2 separate regions of the Homo sapiens genome follow, and region 1 is linked to region 2. A link is a loop called in an ENCODE intact Hi-C map of the cell type or tissue named here. Cell type or tissue: PC-9. All regions are shown on one strand. Region 1 overlaps CABCOCO1 (ciliary associated calcium binding coiled-coil 1). Region 2 has its middle 170 kb from the start of TMEM26-AS1.

Region 1 (2,500 bases), 450 kb before region 2:
GCGTAAAACTTCCTGGTTTTTCTCTTAAGTCTTTTTAGTGTTTTTTTTTTCCCCCTTCCTACTTCTTGAATAAAGTCTTAATTAGGTTCTATGATTCTTAACACTTGTTTAATATCCCATTGAAGAGTGAAGGTGGGCTTCAGGTTTTCAATAGTTAACAGGCATCCCTGGCAGTCGCAAATTAGAAAAGCTTGGGTGGTGGAGCATTGGGCTGGGGAGGAAAAGAGGAAATGCAAAAGGAAATACCTAATCCATCGATCTGAGAATTTTGTATACACTGAAACTTAATTTTAAAGGTGTACAAATGACAACTGTGTAAAGAAGTCTCAGGGCATATATGAGTGTGCACGTGCCACATATGATAAAATTCACATTTTCATACCCTTGAAACTAAGTGTAAAAAGAGGTTTAGGGCAGAGAGAAAAAACAAATGAACCAAATTATTTTGAAATAAATACGTAATAAGTAGCATTAATTTATCTTCAGAAAAAAAGGTTAACTCTTCAACTGGGGGTAAGCGGGGGGAAGTATAACAGTTTGAAAAAGAATCACTGTTTGCACATTTTTTGATGAATATAAATGAGTGTATAGTCTAAACTTTTGTTGTTATTTTTTCTTTTGGGATTCTACAATATTATAATCTTTATGCTTTTAACAAGAAAACTCTTTTTATTACATAAATCTGTAAATATGTTAGCTGAAGAATTTATCTTCCTAGTTCAGGAACTGATTATGCTCTCTCCTCTTTAACATTCAACTATTTAAGTAAAAATTGAGGTAAAATCCACTAAAATAAAATAAGAAATGTAGATAAAATGCTGACAAGTCTCGGTTTGTATTTTGAACTGCAAATCTTCTGAACTGTGAATGTTTCTTATATTTTGAAAGTAATTTAATGTCTAGTTGCAAAGGAAAAAAATGACAAAACTATATTGAACTTTGGCAATTTTGAATGTGATGACTTTGTCACTTAGTTTGAAAATCATTCTCATGGGCACAAAAATGAAGTTTTAACCAAACCTCCACAGGAGGGCACTATAGTGTGACTCTGGTGTAAGTTGCAGCCACAGCAATTCATTCTGTCCTTCTCCAGCTCTTGATTAAACACCTTAAATAGTGAGTCCTTCTCCTGGATTAGAAAATTCTGGATTTCAAAACTCAAGCTAGGTAGACTTCACATATGGTAAATATTTTTTCTTTGCTAAATTAGGTAGGTAATTTAATCTTTCTTTTGAGGCATGTATTTAACATAAAATCTTATCTCAAAATACAGCAAAAAATGGCAGGATGCATGTTCTGAATGAAATAAACTATAAATAGGTTAAAATTATATAATGCTTTAAAATAACAGAAATAGTTTAGAACATTTGGTTAAGCAATCAAACCCAAAAGACATTACAACAGATAAACGCATGTATTACCTATAAGTGATACTATTTATAAAAAGCATATGTAAATGGTATTAGTTAAACACGGTATATACTACTTGCAATGGTACATCTAGCTAAGTAGATGGTAGATAGTTACATAAATCTTAGTAAATGTAGAAACAGAATCCAAACATAAATATCAAAGCATTTCCAAACTGGTTCACTTGATCCCAATAAAAGCTCTAAAAACATTCACTGTAATGATAAAGATCAAGATTTGGCCAAGATTAAGATTTAATAAGCGTTTCTCATCCTAACTTTCAATTTCACTAGTTTATTTTCAAGTTGTTCTCCAGGAGATAACATATTTTGATATTTTACTAGAGTTTTTAAAATCAATATAAAAGTACTTGTAATCTTGGCAATTGCCATCTGTCTTTGTGAGCCTTGCCTTATTATTTTGAGGACTAACAGAGCCTTGCAAATCCAAGAAAGCTGTACTGAATAGACAGTTTTATTAAATTTGAAAAGTCGCAGGAGCAGTAGTTATAGATACAGATTATATGGTTCTAATAACTGTTTACATAGCAAATCTATTTCCAGTAAGGAAACTTTTCATTTTTCAGTTTTGCCAAAAGGATTTAGGTAATTCCAAGACTGGTAAAAAGTTAAAGTGGGCTATATCAGCAGGGCTTAACTTTTGGGTGGTAGTTGTTGTCTTTACAGTCAACTATTGATAGATTTAATGTTCTGGGAATTTACAATTGAAACAAAATAATGTAACCACATTACAAATCTGACAGCTTTTTGAACCTGCATTCTAGATTAGACATTGATGGCATCATATTTTCCTAGAAATGAAAAGTACTTGCTTAAAGCAAAGGAGTTCTCTAAATTTTTGATGGTTCACACCTGGATTGAATAATTAAATTTGTTAGTAATTAAAATGCTAGTTCATCACTCCCCTGGGGAATCCAGGCAGACTGTATTAATTTAAATATCTTTTCTTTCAGCTCATACAGATCTTTATGCCAATAAAGAATTCAAAAAGTAGATTTAAAGAAAGACTTGGGTAATCTGCTTTCACATAATAAAATTACTTTTAAATATTGTTATATAAAACTGGCAAA
Region 2 (2,500 bases):
AAGATAAGGTTATAAAAAGACTGTGGCTTTCATCTTGAGCCTTCTCTCTCACTCCCTGTGGATCACTTCATCCTGGGGAAAGCCAGCTGCCATGTGTGTGAAGCAGCCCTGTGGAGAAGCCCACGTGGTAGGGAGAGGAAGCCTGCCAATAGCCACGCAAATGAGCTTGGATGCAGATCTTCTGGGGACTGCCAACAGCCATATGAGTGATCTTGCAAGTTGATCCCGCCCCAGCTGAGCCTTGATGACTGTAGCCTTGGCCAAAATATTGACTTCAGCCTCATGAGAGATCCAGGTAACCTGCTTCTGGATTCCTGAACCACAGAAAGTCTGAGATAGCAAATGTTTATTATTTATTGTTTTCAGCCACTAAGTCTCATGCAGCAATAAATAACGAATATGAATGGTAACCAAATGACTGGCTGGAGAACTAGAACCTTTTCAAGCCTGCCTCCTTCAATTCATTCAACAAATACTTATTGAGATATTACATGCCAGGCATTAGATGTGGTTCCTGCCCTCAAACTGCTGATCTTCTGATGGGGCATGATGTGGTGGGAAAAATTTTTTTTAAAAATTAAAAATCAAAATTCCTTTTAAACTTCTGGAAAATGATTAGAAAGAGCAGAGATATGGAGCCAGCCAGAAGGGCTCCAATTGCAGTCTCCAGATATGGGTTTTTGGGCTAACAACTCCTTTGAGCTTCAGTTTCTTCATCTGCACAGATGAAAACTACTTCTGAAAAGTTTGTAGAATTAAATAAAATAATGTATTAAAAATACCTGGCATGATACCTGGCATATATTAGTGGCTCAACAAATGCCGATTCTATGAGTATTACTCTTCATCTTTTTAATGTAGGGAATAATCATTAGATTGTGCAGCGTTGTTGAGTGTGCATAAAGAGATAAGCACAGGGCATGATCCATTTTAGATGCAACCAGAGTATTTATTTCTGTTAGTTTCTGTGGACCCTATAAATTATGTTATGACCATAGGAGATGAAAATAATTTTATGAAGAACTTTTGAGGTTCTAATTTTTGTTTAAAATGGACACTTTACTTCTTAAACTGAGGATCTGGTTATTGTTTGTAAAAGATCTTACTATAAGCCAGTAGAAAGAATGGAAAACATGAGTAGGATGGGACATCTGGAATCAAACTTTAGATCACCATATGCAACAAAGTAGAGTGAAAATGGGATTGGAGATCAGAAATTCTGAATTCTTCCTTTGCCTCTGAGTGTCCACTGATGTCCATCACCAAAGGGAGGTGTCAAATAGTTCAGTTCCTTAGGATTATACAACTTGATGAAGGGTTATCATCACAATTATTATTTATAAAACCCATTTCTACTACAACATAACACCATGAAGGATTAGCATTTCTCATAAATTTTCAAGAATTTGACCAACTTGCATCAGTTGCATTAATCTAATATTTATTAAAATTTCTAAAGTAATATCTGAAATTGGAAAGACACATACACAAGCCCAATATCTCCCAAAAAGTGAAAAATCAGTGCTAGACTACATTGGATTTTATTTCTTGAGGAACTAAACATGACCACTAGATGGCACTGGAGTCTGATTTCATCTTTCTATTTCCAGAACAGTCCGTGGGAAAACAACGGTAAGGCTATCATAAATTTTCTGAGTCAGTTACTTGCTTATCTGATGTGGTACAAGATAAAAAACATTTTTGTATTATTTTTGAAGTTCCTAGTAATCCCGTCAATAAATAAACATAATGCCTACTCTTAATCGGAAGCCAACCGATCTCACAAGTGAGTTTCATCATCCTTTGAAGAGCTTCCTGTAAGTAAATTTAAGTTTCTACAAATGAAATAAATTATAATTTACAACCAAAAAGAAAGAAAGAAAGAAAGAGACATGATGTGCCTTTGCCAAAGCGCTGACTCCTGCTGTTAATTTCCTCTAGCAATTCAAATTTCAGTTATGAAACATCTAGGACGGTACCCAGAAATTCATTCAACAAATATTTATTGAGACTTCTAGGATTACAAGGCCCACATAGACACTGAGAGGCAGTGGACACCTGCATGGAGTTTATTTTCTAGGGGAAGAATCAGACAATAAGCAAATGAATAGATACAATAGTTTTATATGCTATGAAGAAAATCAGTGGGTAATGTGATAAAGATAAATAGGGGCAAGCTGAGGCACCTTTGATAAGGTATGCAGAAATCTTCTCTGAAAAGGTGTTAAGGTGGAACTAAAATGACAAGGTAGAGTCATTCATAGAAGGAAGTTTAGCCTGGTCAAGGAACCAAGAGGCAATGAATAGGAATTTGGAGAGGCAGGCAGGCCAGAACATGGAGTGACTTAGAGTTTGTATTCATCTTATTGTACAAGCCACTGAAAGGTTTTAAGCAAGCAAGTTGCACAATCTGATTACATTTTTAAAACATCATTCTGGCTGCTAGTGGGGAATGGATTGTGTGACACAGGGTAACACTAGCAAGTGCTTAATAAATGAA

The links. A loop is a pair of places that touch in the nucleus more often than their neighbours do. Peaks named below come from ENCODE experiments on the same cell type or tissue, not always from the same donor. Only the 100,000 strongest peaks of a DNase experiment are listed, where the experiment ranks them.
Region 1: a loop joins it to region 2, with 2.7 times the contacts of the local background. A loop is called at or near these places in 13 of 110 quality-filtered maps.

Annotation. Positions count from the first base shown.
Region 1 is chr10:61,732,068-61,734,567 of GRCh38, reverse strand. The region is part of intron 5 of CABCOCO1 (ciliary associated calcium binding coiled-coil 1); the gene reads right to left. Among named protein-coding and RNA genes, the nearest start is that of CABCOCO1, 70 kb to the right of the region's middle. In PC-9, CTCF peaks have their summits at 843 and 1,043 (motif pointing right); no DNase peak of the experiment used is centred here.
Region 2 is chr10:61,283,551-61,286,050 of GRCh38, reverse strand. No RefSeq gene overlaps it. Among named protein-coding and RNA genes, the nearest start is that of TMEM26-AS1, 170 kb to the left of the region's middle. In PC-9, CTCF peaks have their summits at 1,353 and 1,555 (motif pointing right); a DNase peak (open chromatin) is centred at 1,650; H3K4me3 peaks cover 288 bases; H3K27ac peaks cover 426 bases.